Regions from separate parts of the Mus musculus genome. Here region 2 is linked to region 1. Evidence: chromatin loops called from intact Hi-C (ENCODE). Cell type or tissue: heart. All regions are shown on one strand. Each heading gives the region's core, and the rest is flanking DNA. Links, peaks and the distances in the headings are about the cores only.

Region 1 (10,475 bases), core at 703-8,702:
GTGGGAGGCATCAGCATTTCCTCTTTGGAGAAAGGGCAGCCAGCCCTCCAGGGATGAGGCAGGCATGGTAATCAGTAACAGCTGCAGCCTCAGTTGGCCAAGGGTCAAGGCTCCAGTCCTGTTCTTTCCCCCACAGTTTTGCAGTCTGGCTGATCTGGAGCTCAGGGCTGCCACTACAGCCCCAAGCACAGAGCCCCATACTATCTTGAGCCAGCTGTTTGGATTAGTGTTCCTGTCAATCTACAGAGACTAGAATGACATAGGTCCCCCACTCAATGCTGAAAGGATGGATTTGTGAGTCAATGGATGAATGAATCTTTCTACCTCTTTCTTCCTTAAACACGGTCTCAGGAGAGCCATTGCTCAACCTAATGGGCTTCCCAGCCCTGTGCTGAGAAGGGAGTGATAAGTTCCATGTCCAGGTCTCACAGGTCAGAGAGCAGAGAGTCCTCTGACCCTCCACCAGGTCATTCCTCCTGCAGGAAGAGCTCATGCCTGCCTTTCCACTGTACAGCCAGTGGCCATGCACTTGAGCAGACAGCATCAACCTCAGCACCATGCCCCTGGCTGTAGAAGAGCAGGCTGCAGAGGCAAATGGAAAGAAAGGGCAATTCTATGCAGAAGGATGTGAATAAGCCAGGACTTGGGGTGTTTCTGGGCCTTGGCCCCACTCTCCCTGGGGCCTATGAAGAAAGGGCTAACTAATTAAATAGGCTGGGGGAGCTTCTACAAAGACTCAATAGGAAAAGCCACCAACAAGCCATCTCAAGAGAGGCTGTGGTTACCTGAGGGCCAAGGAAAAGAAGGAGTGTGGCAGTATGCCTGAAAAGACTGCCTTTCAGTCAGCGCAGTGGAGAGGCCATCTGCCCTGTTCTCCCAGGTGGCTGTTTGCACTGCTCTGTTGGCTGGCTCAGAGTGGGAAGCCCTGTGGGAACACTAAGTTCTCAGCCCCAGTATGAGGGACCATCTCCTCTGCTGTTGCATTCCCCCATCTTTGTAAACTCCCAACACTGACCCCTTCTTCAAGGCTGGGAACGACCCCACTGACGCAGAACCCACAAGCCATGCATCTGAGCCTTACCACATCATAGCTTGAAATGGTTTGGAAGTGAATCTGTTTCTGGGTTTGTTTTGAGACCAAAATGCATGTTTTGACTTACTCTACCCTTTCCTGTTTCCATAAACTTGTTATGACTGGTTCTTTAGAGTACATGGAGAAAACAGAATTTACAGGTTTGGGGAAAGTGGCCAGTATTCCTCCGAGGAGTGCCCAGCCTTAAGGAAAATGTACTAGGCACTTTTCTGATTGCTGTAACAGAAAGATTCACAAAAGCAACTTACAGAAGAGAAACATTTATTTGGTCCCTGGTCCAAGGGTTCGGTCCACAATGGTGCAGGAGGCGTGACTGCAGGAATGTGACATGGCTGGTCACATTACATCCACAATCAGGAAGTAAAGAGAGATGGATGCTGTTGCTCAATTTGATTTCTCCTTTTTATTCCAGTCAGGTCCCCAGGCGTCCCATAGGATCATGCTACCCACATTTATAGTGGATGTTCCCATATCAGTTAACCCAGTCTAGCAACTCTCTAACACTTATGCCTGGAGATTTGTCTCTTGGGAAAGCCTAGATTCTGTCAAGCTGACAGTACTAACCTTCACAAGTGGCCTTGGATAAAGAGAATGAGCAGCCAGAGAGTACCATACAATCTCAGGAGCAATAACAGGAAAGTGAAGAAGACCACCTAGAGAGAGCATTACGGTCAGTGTTGACTAGGAGTGTATCATGCATGAGGGACCATCTGAAGCACTTACTTTGTATCCTGGACTGTGCTAAGCTCAGACTACATTTTACACACCAGGAGTCCTTCATTTCTCACTTTTCTAGAATAATACAAAAGCAAAATTTCAGTTCCAGTCTATGGAGCCCATGGGGACCAAAGAAATGAGTATCCTGGGTCAACCCTGCATTTGGAGGCACCCTACCAGCCCCACACTTAGGACTGACAGCAAGATCATCCGAGCTGTGTGCACAGGGATGGCTGTGCGGAGCTAGGGGACATGTCACCAGCAGCATTCCACCACAGCCCTGGAACAGCCAGCACACCACCCTAGACTAAACAGAAGACAAGAAAACACTGCTTGCAAAGAATTGCTATTTTTACATCCCTTTTCCAGAATTACAATATTCTAAGATATAAATTCAAATCAGAAGGCAGAGTCAAAAGAGAGCAAAGGGCCGGGAACACACCCACAAGTGAGAAGGAGTCAGTCCCTCCTCCCATTGCCATAGTATTCTGGGTACCTCTGCTAAAAGAATACAAATTCTTGGACCCCTCATCCTTGACTGACAGAATCACTCCAGACGAAGGTGTGATCTAGGACTGTGTGTCTCCAGTCAAAAGTTCCCGTGATTCTCTGAACCACTGCTCAGAGGCAGGGACCCAGAGAGAGATCTAGATGCTTAAACGCAAAACAATCCACAGAGTCCTAAAAAGCACTTTAAATTCTATTTTATTATTTTGTGCATAGGGATATTTTACCTGCATGCATGTCTGTGCACCATGCGCATGTAGTGCCCCTGGAAGCCAGAAGAGGGTGGTGTCAGAAACTCTGGGACTGGAGTTTCACAAGGTTGTTAGCCCCTGTGTGGGTGCTGGAAATTGACCCCAAGTATTCTTCAAGAGCAGCCAGGGCTCTTAAACACTGAGACATCACTCCAGCCCATGTAAAAGGCACTTTACATGAAAGGTTGCTCATCTGCCAGGGAAGGGTTGAAGGTGCCCGAACAGAGCCACCTAGAGTTTCTGTTGTATCGTTGGCCTGTTGTGCTGTTACAAGGAATGTGTGGAATCTGTGTCCAGACAGATCTCTATTCTGGTCTGTTCTGGTCTGAATATTTTCCCTACCAAAACTCAGCCACCCTCCCACCCTTATTTCCAACCACTTCAACTTGACCCCTAGAGCAAAACTTCTGGAAACTTCAGATCTCTGACTGATGTCATCTCCGACTACCATCCCCCAAAACAGACTCCAATGGAAGGCCTTTCTCGGCTCACAGGCTTGGAACAGACTATATTTTCTCAGACAGGTTGATGGCACACCAACAGAAAAGGGCTAGCAATAGACAAAGGTAGTGATTTCCCTAAAGTCGCACAGGCAAGGGAAAGGCCAAACAGGTATCAGAACCCAGAGGTTCTGTGAACCAGAAGCTCAGCCCTGGCCTATTTCCTGCAGGACTAAAATCTGAATTGGAGGCTGGAAAGATGGCTCAGCAGTTAAGAGAACATCCCTCTCTTCCAGAGGACCTGAGTTGCAGTCCCTGCACACATATCAGGCAACTTAGAACCACCTATAATTCTAGCTCATGAGAAACCAATGCTTCTGGCCACTGCTTGTGTCTCTAATCACATGTGTATGCCTACACACAGACACACTCATATTAGTTATGCATACACACAACTAAAAGTAATAAAAAATAAACCTTTTCTAATCTGGCTATAATTACACACTGAATTCCAGCACTGGAAAGGCAGAGACAGAGGATCCCTGGGGTTCAGTGAACCAATAGCCTATCCCAGTTGGAGATCCAGGATGGGGAAGAGACACTGTATTAAAAGCTAAGAGCTGGAGAGGCAGCCCAGATGTTAAGAGCTCCAGGATGAGGGAGAGGCACTGTATCAAAAGCTAACATGGAAGAGCTGGAGAGATGGCTCAAATGTTAAGAGTACTTACTGTGCTCGCCTAGAACCCACACGGCAGCTCACAACCTTCTGTAAGTTCAGTTCCAGGAGATCTGATGCCCCTTCTGACCTCCTCAGGCTTTGGCACATATGGATGTGCACACACATATACATAAAACTAAAATTAAATTAAATGAAAAACATAGGCAATGATTGAGGATCAATACTCTAGGCTCATTCACATGCACACAGACAGACACACGCACAAGCACACCGTACGTGCACACATACACATACACACATGCACACACACAGAGAAACAGACTGATAGATTGACACACACACATGCACACACATACACGTGCACAGACAGACTGACTGACTGATAAACACCCATGCACACACACACATGCACACTGAATTAGCCAAAGTGTGAAAAAATCCCATTACACGGAATGAACGAGCCCCCTGAGCACTGAAGCACAGCCTGGTGACTATAGTTAAGAACCATGTGTTGTAACCTTGAAGTTGGCTGAGTCTTCCTAAGGGGTTCCCAACCACACCAGACACAATATCTACTTTAGCTGTAGTGATCATTGCACAGCAGGTACATACCACAATATCACATTGTACCCCTAAACCTTACAGGATGTTGTCAATTGTAGTTCTACAAAGCTGGGGGAATGTCTCGAAATTTAAATTTCATTTTAAAAAAACAAAAGACAAAAACAGAACCCCGAGAACAGAAAGTGTCCCTTATCTGAACCCTTAGTATTTCAAGTAAATAGTCTAATGGCCGTGGAGGTAATACTCTCCTAAAGTCAATTAGCTCAGTTATGACATGAGATCTCTGTCCACCTCCAACTACTAGGACGCAACTGTATCCGTTGTCCCAGAGCCATAGAGGTTGCATGGACTATTAACTGGACAGCAGTGAGGGACATCTGAAGAACACCAGCAGGCCCAAGCAACTTCGAGAACCCCAGCTACCAGTTCCCATGAGTTGACAGACAGGAGGGTACTTTGACCAGACTGGTGCTTTGGTGCCTCCATGTGGCCAAATGTTTGAACAGCAAACTGGCTACAAATTAAGGTCTGGGCCGCCTGTCCTTCAGAGCATGGCCAAAATCATTAAGAAACTCTTGTGCAGGCTGGTGAGATGGCTCAGTGCTTAAGAACACTGACTACTCTTTCAGAGGTGCTGAGGTCAAACCCACCCACCCCCAACCGCATGGTAGCTTACGACACCTATAAAGAGATCTGATGCCCTCTTCTGGCATGTAGGTGTAGATGCAGAAGTAGATGTAGACGAAGACAGAGAACTCCTACATTTAAATGTATATTTAATATATAATTAACATATGAATATTATAATTAATATAATTTATAACATATAAGATAACTTTATAAATTTAATATATAGGTATGCATTATATATTATACATTATATATAATATATTGTATAAATTATATCTAAGTATATATGTATATATATAAGGGAAGGCAGACAGACAGAAAGAAAACAGAAAATGTGTGCATATTGACAACTCAGGATCACAAATTTGTGCTTAACTGTTGGCTGACAATATTTTAGAGTGATTCCTTGACTCAGCCAAACTGCTCCCCCATCTGTCCCTTTCCTAGATTCATGACTTTTGGGTTTGCTTAGTGACCCGTTGTGTTTAACCATCTTGTGACCATTAGCTTGGGACTGTCCACTGGAGCATGGGATCTTTTCTGGGTACATAACTACGTAGTGAACCTGGCCACCTGGGTCTCTTGTTTCTTCTCCAGACCCTCACTGCCATCTGCCAGTGCCAAGGACTTCCATGGCTGTTCACGGCTCAGTGTCCACCCAAGAAACAATAAGAAATAAAGGAAAAAGAGAAAACCAACCCGAGGGTTTGTAACTGCTATTCTCAGTGACTGCAGGTGATTGTGCTGGGTCTGCAAAGGGATGTGGTCATCATCAGCCAGACACGAGGGAGGAGGGCCCAGGGAGCGGTATGCCTTGGCACTGAACTTTCCCTAAGGCAGCCATGGAAGTCCTTGGCACTGGCAGATGGCAGTGAGAGTCTGGAGAAGAAACAAGAGACCCAGGTGGCCAGGTCCTGTTCTAAACGTTACTCTGTTTCTAACCTTGCTGACTCTGGACTGAGACAGGGAACTATAGGGTCTATGACCCTGTTCTGCAGGCAGGCTGGGCTCACAAAGTCCATGGCCCTCTGCCAGACATCCTCATTGCCCTGGGTTTCAACCAACTCAGAACAGTTACTTATTCATCCCTCAACCCCACAATGTGGCTAAAATTTAGATTCCAGATTTCAAATACTGCTGAAACCTTTACCAATCGACCCCAGAAATGGTGTGGTTGGGAACCCTCTCTGTGTAGGAACCTTTGGACACCTTGGCATCTCCACAGCACCCCACCAACCATCCAATATCAAAGCTGGGTCTATCTGGAGAATGGCAGAAAAAGGCTGCTGAGATGCTGGGGCCTGTGTTATATGGGGAGCATGTGTAGGATTCAGAAAGAAGTCTCGTAAGGATAAGTAAGCTGCCTCCCACATGGCAGGTATAGGCAGGGACCACAAGAACCACTTCCTGCTACCCTCCTCCTCTCAGCAAACACCTTTGGGGAGCCAGGCCATGGGCTGGGGAAAGGATTTGGGGACGGTGGTACACAGAACCTGGCTCCCAACCACAAAGCACTTCATGTGTGAATACCTCAAAAGGCTCATTAGAAAATTATTAGAGAGGGCTGCTGAGATGGCTCAGTGGGTAAGAGCACTGACTTATTTTCCAAAGGTACTGAGTTCAAATCCCAGCAACCACATGTGGCTCACAGCCACCCATAATGAGATCTGATGTCCTCTTCTGGTGTGTTTGAAGACAGCTATGGTGAACTTATAATAATAAATAAATCTTTGGGTCGGAGAAAGTGGGGTTGGCCAGAGCAAGCAGAGGTCCTAAATTCAATTCCCAACAATCACATGAAGGCTCACAACCATCTGTACAACTACAGTGTGTACTCATATACATAAAATAAATAAATATTAAAAAAAAAGAAAATTATTAGAGAGAGCTGGAGAGATGACTCAGTGGTTAAGAGCACCGACTGCTCTTCTGAAGGTCCTGAGTTCAAATCCCAGCAACCACATGGTGACTCACAACCATCCATAATGAGATCTGATGCCATCTTCTGATGCATGTGAAGACAGCTACAGTATACTTAGATATAATAATAAATAAATCTTTTTTTTTAAAAGAAAGAAAGAAAATTATTAGAGTCAAGTATGAGTGTGACTGTCATGAATCCAAAAGCCAGGTGCTTTGGATATATTTACAAGCCATGCCCATGGAGACCCAGAAGGGAACTGATTCTTCAGGGATCGTCTAAGGAGATGCGCCAGAATTGTCAATCAGCTGAGCCCAGAAAAAGAAAGGATTTCCTTGTAGCTAAGAAGCGTCTATGCCCACTAAAGTCTTTTCAGAGTGAACTATAGACCAGGCAGTGTATGCCTGGGCACCTATTGTTCTTTTTTTGTTTTTGTTTTTGTTTTTGTTCTTTGGGGGGAGGGTTTGTTTGTTTGTTTGTTTGTTTGAGACAGGGTTTCTCTGTGTAGCCCTGGCTGTCCTGGAACTCACTCTGTATGTAGACCAGGCTGGCCTCGAAGTCAGAAATCCGCCTGCCCCTGCCTCTCAAGTGCTGGGATTAAAGGCATGTGCCACCACTGCCCTGCCCTATTGTTCTTATAAAAATACACACACACACACACACACATGGATGCATGTATATAACTTTTGTGTTGCTGCAACCATGTAGCTAACAAGAAACAGCATGAGAGAATTTATTTTGGCTCACAGTGTGAGTGGATTCAATCCGTCGTAGCAGAGAAGGCATGGCACAGCAACTTAAGGTCAAGACGCGAGTAGAGATGAAGGATGAAGGCTGATGCTTACTTTCTATGTTTAATCAGTCCACAGGCTGATGACGCCCACATTCAGCGAGGGTGTTTCTCCTAGGTCACTCCAAATCCATACAAGTTGACAATCAAGATTTCCCCTTACACTGTGTTCACATGGATATTGAAGAAGTGTTCAGATTGTATCAGAAATTACAATTCAGCCCCTAAAACCAGAGACCTACTTAAACCAGCCCCTAAAACCATAGACCTACACTTAAACCTACTCCTTGCAGAACTCCTGGGGAGGGTGTGCATGAGTCCATTTTCATCCATATCAAAGTGTCACAGACTGAACATTGACATTCTGAACACAGACTGAGAATACATCATCTAAGGCAGCTTCTCGGTCACAGAGGAAAGTTTAAGGAGCATGTCCTGTCCTCCTTCTCTGTCAGCTCTACTTGATTCAGTGATGACTTAGGCATATTTTTTCTCACCCTGTCCTCTTTTCACTAAAAGAAGCATTCTGGGAGATTGGAAAGGAGTGATAAGAAAGAGCCAAGATAGGGAAGCTGTGTGGCAGAGTGGGGGGGGGGGATTTCTACAACACCTGGGAATGTAGCTCAGTGGTTGAGTGCTTGCTTAGCATGCACAAGGCAAGGCCATCCTGGGTTCAGTCCCCAGCATTTCACAGAGAGAGAGAGAGAGAGAGAGAGAGAGAGAGAGAGACAGACAGACAGACAGACAGAGACAGACAGAGAGAGACAGATAGACAGAGAAAGACAAAGAGAGACAGAGAGAGATATAGAGAGAATCTGGCAAGGCTGTGGAAAATGAAGCAGCAATACCTGGGTTTAGAGTAAAAGTCCTGCCTTTGATTAAAATGCTTTTGCAGAGCATTGAAATCAGTGATCAAGAGGCATCATGGAAACTACTTCTGCGAACCTTTGAGCAGGGCAGGTACCTCCTGGTACCCATCACACACCATCAATCACAGCCCGGAGTGGCTTTGAGCTCAACACTCCACCCTCCTAAAGCCGCTAACTATTACTGTCCCATGAGCAACACTTAATATCCTCTTCCTGCCTCGCCAGCTTCCTCCTTCCTTCTGCTCTCCACCTGGCACTCCATGTCACATGAAAGGGATTGTTGACGTGTTTGGTGTGGTTTGTATTCTTTAAACAAGGGTTGGAAATTTTAAGTCATCTTTTTGAAAATTAGACTGGGAGGTTGACTTCTTCTCTAAGAACTCAAAAATGAAGTTTGGTGAGAGAGACCAGAATCAGGTAACTAAGAAGGTGTTATGGACTAATTTCCTGCATTGTGCTTCACACAGCACTATTGGAAGAACTGGGAGATTTAATGGAGGGGCGGGAGAGCTGTGTTAGCAGCTGCTGGGCTATGATCTGCTTACTTTCTAGTCTTTCTTACTAAGAGAAACTTACATTTTATGAATGTCAATGAACCAAGAAACAAATAACAACAAACCAACGCTGTAGATGAGGACTCCAGCTCTTCCTTTCTCTTCCTGGTAGAACATGGGTAACGTTGACTGGTGCCATGGCAGCCATTAAGAAGCTATGAATGGTTAAGAGAATAATAAAAATGCTTTACTTGATATAGTTGAGCTTTTACAAGGGTCGTCCAACTACAGTACATGAACCAAATCTGGATTCACCACTTCTTTCTGTAAATAAGATTTTATTGAAGCACAGCCTCATGCTTACTGACCTAAGGCTGACATTGGTCACAAACAACAGAGTAGCTACAGAGAGAGAGATGATGTGGACTACAGAGCTAAAAATATTAACTATCTGAGCCTTGACAGCAGCAGAAGGAAGAGGAGACGGAGACGGAGACGGAGACGGAGACGGAGACGGAGACGAAGACGAAGACGAAGACGAAGACGAAGACGAAGACGAAGAAGAAGAAGAAGAAGAAGAAGAAGAAGAAGAAGAAGAAACACCAGCTTCTGCAATAAACTATAGGCAGCACGGCCTACCACCTCCAGATTTTTTCTGGAAAAAAAAAAAAAAAAAAAAAAAACTTCTGGTTTAAGACCAGAGATTCCTTGTGATCAGCATCTGTTACTCTTAGATTAGTGTAACATTGACTCTTTAGAGTTTACAAGATATGAGAGCAGAGGAAAATGAGAAAAACAGAGGTCAAATTCTCTTCATTAAGACAAGGATCATAGCCAATGAACTGGACATAGAGCTACAAAGCTGCAGAAGGCTCTATTCACAGAGCAGACCTTCTTTCTTTTCTTTCTCCCCTCACTCCCTTCCTTTTTCTCCTCCCATTCTTACTGCTATCCTCCTGCTGCTGCTCCTTCCTCCTCCTCCATCTCTTCCTCCTCTCCTTCCTCCTCCTCCTCCTCCTTTTCCTCCTCTTTCTTCTTTGTCAGGGTGTTATACAGTCCAAACTGACATAGAGCTCAAAAAGATCACTTGAAACTTCTGATCCTCTTAACTTCACCTCCTGAATGCTGGGACTGGGGAGTGTGTTATCTATCACACCTGTTTTAAGCAGTGCTGGGCAATCTGAGTGTAGGATTCTGTACATGTCAGGCTAGAATTTTAATTTCTTAAACTTATAGCTTTCATCTGAGTAGCTGAAGGGCCTTGTTAAAATGCAGGCTCCCAGGCTCACCATTTGCATTTCAAGTAAGTCTCAGATGAATCCCAGGGGTTAACGTTCTACTAGGTTTCCAGAGGTGCTAGTGGGGTGTGTATACAGAGGGGCTATCCTTCTCCTCTACACAATCCTCTCTCCTTTGAACTTCCGGTCTCAGTTTAACTGGTGGTCTGTACTGTCTGGCGTTTTAGAGAGCCTGCTGCTCAGATCTTACCACGTTAAATTACTAGGCCACAGCTACTTACT
Region 2 (10,475 bases), core at 826-8,825, 77 kb before region 1:
CTGAAATGTCAGCATTTGAGAGTTTGAGACCTGTGACTGGTGAAGTTACGGCCAGCTTGGGCTACATAGCAAGCTCCAGGCCTGCCTGAGCTACATAGTAAGATCCCGTCTCAAAACTTAACAACAGAGTCTTAACAGATGGAACACTGAGGCCTGAACAGGCAGCGCAGGCAGCGGCGGGGAGGGGATGAATGTGAGTCTTGAGAGGGGTTCTATTGGTAGGCCTTTCTTCTTGCTTTAGGTTGCAAACTTGGTAAAGGCCAGCCAGGGGGCAGGGAGAGAGGAAGCCATATGATAAATACTGTCCTTTTATACAGTTAAGGTTTGGGTGGCATTCCTCCGGATTGGGATCAGAGAATCCAAACTCCATCTCCCGAGTTGATCCTATACTTCCTGAAATGTGACTTTAACAATGGAGGGAGGGGTTCTCCACACACAGCCAGCCCCAGCAGGCTGCATGAGCCAAAATCAGGGAGAAAAACCTGACAGCAAGGATTTTCTTACTGGAGGGTGCTTAATGGAAATCCAGGCAAAGTGACAAAGATCTCGTCAGGCATTCCGGGACACCCCAGCCCTCCACAGAACAGATCTGAGGGGATGTCTGTTCTCCTCGGAGCTCTGTCACCAGACTCATCTCTGCTTGTGTCATTGTCTGTCATGGCGCACACACAAACAGCTTCCTAGACTAGGATATCCCCAGACGCAAAGCCGCAGCTCCTCACAGCGCTGATGTTAGAAAGAGTTCCTCTTTGCTTTGTTGATTGGTGCCCCTGGGCTAGGACACATTTTTTCTAATTCCATTCATCCCCTCTAAGGACAAGTCCCAAAATGCTTCCTTATGTCTTTGCTTGGGAGCTCAGGGAGCGTTTACACAAGTGGCTTTGGATGCCCGCAGCGTCTGGAGCCGATTACTGTTGTGCGTTGCCTGCATTATAGCGTGAGGAATCTAAAGTTCAGAGAGATTAAATGCATTGCTGAGGACAAACACAATGACAGGCCACTGAGTCATTCAGTCTGCCTCATAAAAGTTATTTAAGCCACATAGAACCAAGATCCTGGTAGAAATTAAACACAAGAGAAACCGTGCAACATGCCAGGAAAGTGTAGCTAAGAAATACAGAGACTCGACCAAGTCTTCTATATAAGTAGGAGTAGTCTCTCCATTCAAGAAGTTTATGCTGGTTGGCTAGGATTTTCTAGAATGAGTGTAACAACTGAACAATCAGGGAAAGAAGGACTTATAGGCCATTAGACAGGTGAATATATATATACCTCACTGATTTTATATATATATATACACACATATACATATATATATATACACACACACCACTGATGGATATATATACCTCACTGACGATATATATATATATATCGGTGAGGTCAACTCTGCCTGGCTAGAGAAATTAGGTGTTTGATAGCTCATCCATAGAGAATCTGACACATGACAATGAACAGCTCAATCTGTAAAATACTTGCTTTGTAAGCATAAGGACCTTAGTTAGATCCCCAGAAGCCATATTTTTGAAAAGCTGGGCATAGTGGCACACACTTAATTCCAGTGCTTCGGAAGCAGGGATAGGCAGATCTCTAGGACTCAAAGGCCAGTCAGCCTAGCCTACTTGGTGAGTTCAAGCCAGTGAGAAAGCCTATATTGGAAAGAGAGAGAGACAACGACAGAGTGAGAGAGGAGGAGAAGGAAGAGGAGGAAGAGGAGGAAAAGAGAGGCAGTACCTAGGGAATGACAACCAAAATACTCTCTGATCTCCATATGCCCTTCTACACATACACACAAGTGGAACACTCAGGCACATAGACATACGCACAAATATTGAGAACTTGCCATGTGTTGAGATCTGAGTTCAGAGCACTGCATTCAGAATCTCATAAAGTCTTTACAAGAGCTCTAATGTATGGACTGGCTGCTGAAGGGCTTTGGTACCTCTGGTGACTCATCCATCAGTGCCGATGACATTGCTCATCACAGCAAACCTGACTTCTGTCATACCTCAGACTCCCATCACTAGCCCAGATACTCAGTCTGGGGCTGTCACCCACCACATTCAGGAACAGCATCCTGACTCCATGCTCCTTGGTACTTCCCACAGGCACACACTTGATGATTGGTCACTGTCAATCTACAGAGGCTGGGGATAAAACACAGTTGCTCCCCAAGGCATTTAGTAATGTGATGAGAAGACATCCCCAGGCTGTCCACACCTGCTGCACAACCAGACAATGAGAAAGAATGACTGTGTGGGTCGGGAAACTGGGTGTCCTTCCCATAACTTAACCTCACTCCAGGGCCAGATAGTATGATATCTCTATACTGATCAGTCTCAGCATAAAGGCTCAAGGAAGACACAAAGAAAGATTGTAGTGTAGAGAAGGTACTCAATGGAACACCCAGCTAGATGAGAGTCAGAGGCCAGCTACCTCTGACCCTTGTCATGCCGGCACTCATAGCCACACCACACAGAACCGGTGGGAAGTGCATTACGTGCCTATTAACACATCCCATCCTCACAGACACTTGTGTGGCCTCATTTCACAAATGAGAAACTAATATGACTGCTTGGATGGTCAATGTCTCCAAAGGCCAGGTGTTGATGGTTTGGTAATCAGCCTCTAGTGCTGTTAGGAAAGAGTGAAACCCTTAGAGGGTGGGGCCTCTTGAGAGGAAGTTAAGACACTGGGAAATGGCTTTAAACAAAGTATTGGAACCCAACCCCTCTTTTCTTTGTCTTTCTCTCTCTCTCCCTCTTCTCCCTCCCCCTCCCCCTTCCCCTCTCCTCTCTCTTTCTTCTTCTTCTTCTTCTTCTTCTTCTTCTTCTTCTTCTTCTTCTTCTTCTTCTTCTTCTTCTTCTCCTCCTCCTCCTCCTCCTCCTCCTCCTCCTCCTCCTCCTCCTCCTCCTCCTCCTCCTTCTTCTCCGTCTCCTTCATCTTCTTCCCAGCTACCATACACATAGTCCCAAGACTCCAGAACCCTGTGTCCTTTGTGGTTGCCCCTCATTTATTACTGTTCATAAAATAGTAGGCTAGACAAAGCGGCAAGCTTCTGCTTCCAGGAGAAACCCTGCCTCAAGGCAGTAAGGAGGCAAGCAATAGAAGAATATTCATTCATTTCCAGCTCCCACGTGTACATGCACAGAAGAGCACCCACACACACTCAATTGCACGTACCATGATGTCTTCCTCTACCACACATCCCCAAAGCAGTCACAGACTAAAGCCATGAGCCAAAATGAATCTTTCCTCCTAATAACATAGTTGATTATCTTGGGTATTTTGCCACAGTAAGCGGAAGCTGATAATACACTGAGTCACAGAGAGGGTGACCTTCCCAGGATGACATCAGCCATTTGGCCCTTATTCTCACAATGATTCTGCTCTGGCATGCTCCTGGAAATATTCAGTCTTCCCAGCACCTAGTTAATGATTGAGCCCATCCCATAAGATCCAAAGGGCAGAGGAACCCAGCCACTGGATTGCCAGGCACCTGCTATTTTATGAATACTCATAAATGAGCTGCAACCATAAAGGACACAGGGTTTGGGACTCCAAAAGGCAAACCCACAGATAAAACAACCGACCCACTCAGACGCTCCCTCCTTGCAACCAAGCTTCTCACCAAGTGGGAACCCCTGTGCAACTTCCAATCACCATATGAACAGGACCACCATGATGCTTTCCTCAGTCCTCACTTCTCCAGAAAGCTTCCCCTTTGGCTTATGCTGGTATCACATCCACTTAAAGAGTTTCCTCTGACACTCCCACCCCCCCACACAAGGACAAACTGGGCCATGGTGGCATCATGTCTTTATGCAAATCCAGTTTATTAACCATGCAACTGTAGGTAGGTGCTTCAGTGTCTGTGCCTCGGTTTCCCCGTTTATGAAGTCCTATAAGCATAGGAAATGAGCATGAGTAAGGCAAACAGCAGCCCAGGGAGACATCCCCTGTTCTGTTTCCAGGTGGTCCCTGGACTTATGTAGCACAGCAGGGGTCAAGACACCAAGAGGACAGAGCCAGGTCATCTGTCTGCCCAGCACCCAGAACAGAGTAGTGAACTGTGAGTGGTATCTCTTTAGTAGAAATATTACTCTTGATTAATCATACTGAGGGAGGAAAACCTAAATAATCCTAAATAAAACACATTTCTTCTCAATGACAAGTTCACAAACGTCAGTCTCACTTAGAAAGCCTGACAGAATATGGACTGCATTCCACCCCTAAAGAGAAACGATTCTCCAGTTTCTTCAGCCATGAGTAAATCCTTAGAAGACTGCTTTTACTCAGTTCCCTTGTAAACATGTGGACCAGATGATTCATGCATTGAATCTGCACATAATTCCTTAAAGGGGAAACTACCTTGCTTTCTTTTTGTTCATCTAACTGCTGTGGATTTAACTGAAACCATCTCTCTGCCATGGTGCATGTACTGTAGTGAACCGGAGCAGAAGGGAGGTAAGAGTCTGCATCCCCAGGAGGCCCCCACAGGAACTACACCAGAGGCCCCATGAGGGAGGCTACCTGCCAGCCTAGCCTTTCTCCACCCGCAATAGATCTTCAGACCAGGTGACTGATCCATGAGCCTCTTATGAGGGGAGGGGGTTTACCTGCCTACATGGTGCTGGGCTGGTTAGAAGGGCAACTGTCCTCATCACTTGCCTCCAGACCAAGGCCTGTTATGCCTCTGTTTCACCACTCAGAAAGCAGAAAGGTTGGGACCAAAACGGGAGGTCAGTTCTGTCTCAGCAGTGAGCACAGGAGCAGCCCCTAGTAGAACCCAACCACTTCTGATCCTAGCCCTGCTGCCTGCTGTGACCTGGCTGGAACCCTCAGACCTGTCTGTCCTCTGTTTCCACTTCTCTCCTCTCAGTCTCTGACACATTTCTATCTCTTTATCTTTCCCTTTGTGTCTTTCTTGCCTATCTCTGTTTCATCTCTGGCACATTTATCCCTCCCGCTCTTTCTCCTCTAAAGAGGCCACAGCAGCCTGCTCTCTCTCTCTCTCTCTCTCTCTCTCTCCCTCCCTCCCTCCCCCCTTCCACTCTGCTTTTGGCCTCCTGCCAGACATTTGTTTCCACTTCCCCTCAATAAGGACAAGGAGGAGCAATCAGAAACATAAGGGGAAATGGGGGAGGGGGCACTCAGTATTTGAACATGCACACTTGAAACATGCCCATTCTGGGTGGGGGTTCCTTGAACCTTTGCCAAGGACTGATCTCCTATTTTCTCAGAGCCCAGGCCCTGAACCTGCCTGTCAGGACTTTTAACTGAGGAGAACAGAAAGCTAACCAGTATCCTCTTCATCTCTGATGCAAGCCCCCATGTAAATGTACACACACCCAGACATACTCTGAGTAAGTATGAACACACACTTATGAGCCAATATACTCACAATACTCAGAAACACACTTGTACCCAGACACTCACAATACCCCGACATTCATCCAGTAGTATAAACACACACATGCACTCAAAAGTCATGTGCTGATACATACAAAGCACTCACACACAGTCACACATATACACAAATGTGCTGATGGGCTGCATGCAATCACACATGTACACATTCACAGGCATGTATTGAGACATATGGAACACACACATTCAAGCATACACCGATAAACTTACACACGTAGACATGCTTCCAAGTGTCCACACAGTCACATATGCACACACTTATAGACATGTGCTGACATGTATACCACACACTCAGATATATTCTCACACAAGCATGCAGGCATGTGCTCACAGATTCACATGCTCAGATAAACATCAAAGGAAAAAGCAACACACTCAGATATACATGTAAGTGTGTATGCACACAATTAACAGGCATTTCCTAACACATACAACAGGCTCATGCATAGTCACACAACCACTAACATAATAGACATGCCTTTCAAGCTTGTACACATAGACATTTTTTCAAGTCTGTACACATTCACACACGCACACATTAATGGGCATGTGCCAAGATACTCACATGCTCAGATATACATCCAAGTGAGAAACACTCACACATGCATAAAAGTCACAGGTATGTGCTGGTGCGTGTATTCAGACATATTTACACATACATATAAGCAGGTGCCAACACACAACAAACTCAGACATGTTCACATGTTCACACGTTCATATGTATACACTATCGTGTATTTTATGATTTAGCATTTCTGTAAAGTTAATGATATACATGACCCAATCGAGCCAACATAAATAAATATAAAATACATATAATGAAATACACAATGTAATGTAAAAATTCAGAAATTGTACCTAATCTAAATAGTTATGGTTAGAAGCCTTAGATACCCTTGCTCACCCTGTCACTCCTGTAACACCTCTGACCTCTGCTTCTAAGCAAGCACACACTTGATGTAAAGCCCCATCGGGATTTACCATCCCTCCCACCAGGCCTTCCTTTGGTAGTACACCAGCCTGAAGGAGACACTCTGCAGGCCTGAGGACTTAGATGAGGGTCCAGAGTCAGACATGAAGGCCAATTGTTAGGGACCAGTCAGAAAGTTCCATCTTCCCAGGTTCCCAGAGCCTTCGCCTCCTCAGGACCCATCCAGTGTTGTTTGAAGCAGTCAGAGCCTGTTCAGATGAAGAGACTGTCAACCCAACTCTCAACTGGAGGAGCATGAAGGAACTTGAGGCCATATTTAAACTGTGACAATGAGTAAGGAGTCATGAATACTGGATACAATGAATGAAGTTAGGCTGGGTCTTGGACCAAGCTAAAATAATTCTAAGAGACACTATTGGGCCAGTTAAAGAAATGTGAGCATAGGCTATTGATTAAATAGCAGAGTTCTATCAATATCAAACACTTTCATTTTAGTAGCTGTATACTGTGTGTGTGTGTGTGTGTGTGTGTGTGTGTGTGTGTGTGTGAGAGAGAGAGAGAGAGAGAGAGAGAGAGGGAGAGGGAGAGAGAGAGAGAGAGTACTTATGCTATAGGGTCTTCCAGGTCCTCTCAGTGGACAGAGATAGGAGTGTGTACACCTACCTACATGTACATTTTCTTCTGTCTGTGAGAGGCCCACATCTATGCCTACTTAAAAACAAACATAAAGAACCAAGTCCCCACTGCCTTCTGGTACTCTGATCTGTTATCACAAAACAACCCCTGCCTGCTTTTCTCCATATCCTTTCAACTTTCTCTTCAACTGTGGGAAAACTTGGCTCTCATCATCATTTGCTCAGACCCAGATAAAAGGAAAATGTTTATAAACTTGCTAATTCATACTGCCAAGATAAGAAAACTCATTAGGTTCCATACCTTTATAGAGTTTTTCAAATTAACTGATGAATCTTAATCATATAGCTCAGGGAATGTTGATAAGTAAACAATTTACTCTAACAGGACTTTAATTTACTCCAAAATAGACAGAATATTTCTATCACTAAAGTTCCTTTGCACTCCTCAAATCCTCACCTAAAGGCAACCATAGATATATTCCCTTAACTATAGATTATTTCTCTCTGAACTGGGGCTTTGTATTAATGAAATATCTCTCTGTCTTTCTCTCATGCACATGCGCACACACATGCACACATGTGTGCAGGCACACAAGTACTCTTTGAGTCTGGACTCTTTTGCTCTAAGTGATGTCAATAAAAATTTTCCATGTCCTTGCACACATCAGTAATTTAGTTTCTTTTATTGTAGTACTTTTCCATTTATAAGTACAGCAAAGGACTGGCAAGATGGCTCAGCAGGTAAGAGCACTGACTGCTTTTCCAAAGGTCTTGAGTTCAAATCCCAGCAACCATATGGCGGCTCACAACCACCCATAACGATATCTGACACCCTCTTCTGGTGTGTCTGAAGACAGCTATAGTGTACTTATGTATAAATATTTGTTCTCTCTTCCATTAAGTGCATTTTAAAGTATTTGATATATTGACAATGTTGCAATGGAATTGGGTTTTAGTTTATTTTTCTCTGCTTCTTTTAAGCTTAAATTTAAAAAAAATTCACAATTACATATTGCATATTGAACAGATCCCCCACACCTGCTACCCTCCCTTTTCTTGACCTTCCCCTTTGTATCTTTAAACTTCTACTTACATCATACACACATATGATTCTATGATTCTATATAAAAACTAGGAACTACAAATGAGAGAAAATGTATATTTTTCTTTAAAGGATAGATAATTTGCTTAATATGACTAGCTCTAGTTGCACCTATTTTCCTGCAAATGATATAACTCATTGTGTATGGCTGAAAAAAATCCAATCATGTATATTCACAACATTTTCTTTACCCATGAAATTGGTTTTTAAAATGTCAATTTCTAGTTGGTTGTTGTTAATATATAAAACTGCAATGGATATTTGTGTCTAGACCTTTATTGAGAAGTGCTTTAATAAACCAGACAGAATGAGCTGTGAGAGAGTAGGCTTATGGAGTCAGCCTGTGTCTGAGCAGCAAAGAAGGGGATGAAGAGAAACAGAGCTGATGTGGGTGGCACTTGCTCCCTGCACGGGTCTCAACTGGACCTTTCCATACTTAACTTCTACATCATGTCATGAAGTCCTTCATAGTTCATGCTTTGCAGACAAGGAATTATGCAAAACCATGGTAGCAAGTGGTAGCCAGCTTCCATGTAGAACCCTTGAATTCTAAACACATAGGCTCTTCCCAGTTCATTGTGCTGCTTCTGCCAGGCTTTGGAGAATCAGGTGATAAGAACTTGAAGAACCGAGAGAGCTTCTGAGGCAGCGACATCTTCGGCTCCAGACAACCAGCCACTTTCCTGGTGAGTGCACAGGGGTCTGCCAGCCCGAGAGGTTTGTGCCTCAGGCCCCGGCGGGAGCCTCCTTGGCTCCGGGACTCCGCGGAGGGCAGGCTGCATGGGTGAAGGTGTGGAATACAGAGGCCAGCCGTTTCTGGGATAGGCGAGAGCCACAGAGCTTCTGAGGCGGCGCCATCTTCGGCTCCAGACAACCGGCCACCTTCCTGACCAAAGCAACACAGCTTCTGGGAAAGATCCTGTTTTGGGCCTTCATCTTCAGCCAGGAGGAGGTCCAAGCACCAGATAACTGTGAACCTTCCCTGAAAGAGGAGAGCTTGCCTGCAGAGAGTGCTCTGACCACTGAAACTCAGAGGAAAGAGCTAGTCTCCCACGTCTGCTGATAGAGGGTAACAAAATCAACAGAGGAACAATCTCTAAACAAAGACAACTATAACAACTAACTCCAGAGATTGCCAGATGGCGAAAGGTAAACGTAAGAATCCTACTAACAGGAACCAAGACCACTCACCATCATCAGAACCCAGCACTCCCACTTCACCCAGTCCAGGGCATCCTAACACACCTGAAAAGGTAGACCTGGAATTAAAAGCATTTCTCATGATGATGGTAGAGGACATAAAGAAGGAATTTAATAACTCAATTAAAGAAATACAGGAGAACACTGCTAAAGAGTTACAAGTCGTTAAAGAAAAACAGGAAAACACAACAAAACAGGTAGAAGTCCTTATAGAAAAACAGGAAAACACATCCAAACAGGTGATAGAAATGAACAAAACCATACTAGACCTAAAAAGGGAAGTAGACACAATAAAGAAAACCCAAAGTGAGGCAACACTGGAGATAGAAACCCTAGGAAAGAAATCTGGAACCATAGATGCCAGCATCAGCAACAGAATACAAGAGATGGAAGAGAGAATCTCAGGTGCAGAAGATTCCATAGAGAACATCGGCACAACAGTCAAAGAAAATGGAAAATGCAAAAAGATCCTAACTCAAAACATCCAGAAAATCCAGGACACAATGAGAAGACCAAACCTACGGATAATAGGAGTGGATGAGAATGAAGATTTTCAACTCAAAGGACCAGCAAACATCTTCAACAAAATTATTGAAGAAAACTTCCCAAATCTAAAGAAAGAGATGCCCATGAACATACAAGAAGCCTACAGAACTCCAAATAGACTGGACCAGAAAAGAAATTCCTCCCAACACATAATAATCAGAACATCAAATGCACTAAATAAAGATAGAATACTAAAAGCAGTAAGGGAAAAAGGTCAAGTAACATATAAAGGCAAGCCTATCAGAATTACGCCAGATTTTTCACCAGAGACTATGAAAGCCAGAAGAGCCTGGACAGATGTTATACAGACAATAAGAGAACACAAATGCCAGCCCAGACTACTATACCCAGCCAAACTCTCAATTACCATAGATGGAGAAACCAAAGTATTCCACGACAAAACTAAATTCACCCATTATCTTTCCACGAATCCAGCCCTTCAAAGGATAATAACAGAAAAAAAAAAACAATACAAGGACGGGAACCACGCCCTAGAAAAAACAAGAAGATAATCCCTCAACAAAACTAAAAGAAGACAGCCACAAGAACAGAATGCCAACTTTAACAACAAAAATAACAGGAAGCAACAATTACTTTTCCTTAATATCTCTTAATATCAATGGACTCAACT

What was found. Peaks named below come from ENCODE experiments on the same cell type or tissue, not always from the same donor. Only the 100,000 strongest peaks of a DNase experiment are listed, where the experiment ranks them.
Region 2: a loop joins it to region 1, with 2.2 times the contacts of the local background. A loop is called at or near these places in 4 of 42 quality-filtered maps.

What each region holds. Positions count from the first base shown.
Region 1 is chr13:3,659,844-3,670,318 of GRCm38, reverse strand. No RefSeq gene overlaps it. Among named protein-coding and RNA genes, the nearest start is that of Asb13, 31 kb to the right of the region's middle. In heart, for the core only: CTCF peaks have their summits at 2,587 (motif pointing right) and 4,771 (motif pointing left); a DNase peak (open chromatin) is centred at 4,728; H3K4me3 peaks cover 270 bases.
Region 2 is chr13:3,737,150-3,747,624 of GRCm38, reverse strand. The region is part of intron 3 of Gm35190 (a long non-coding RNA gene); the gene reads left to right. Among named protein-coding and RNA genes, the nearest start is that of Gm35190, 25 kb to the left of the region's middle. RefSeq lists an enhancer at 3,080-6,556. In heart, for the core only: a CTCF peak has its summit at 4,489; no DNase peak of the experiment used is centred there; H3K27ac peaks cover 1,832 bases.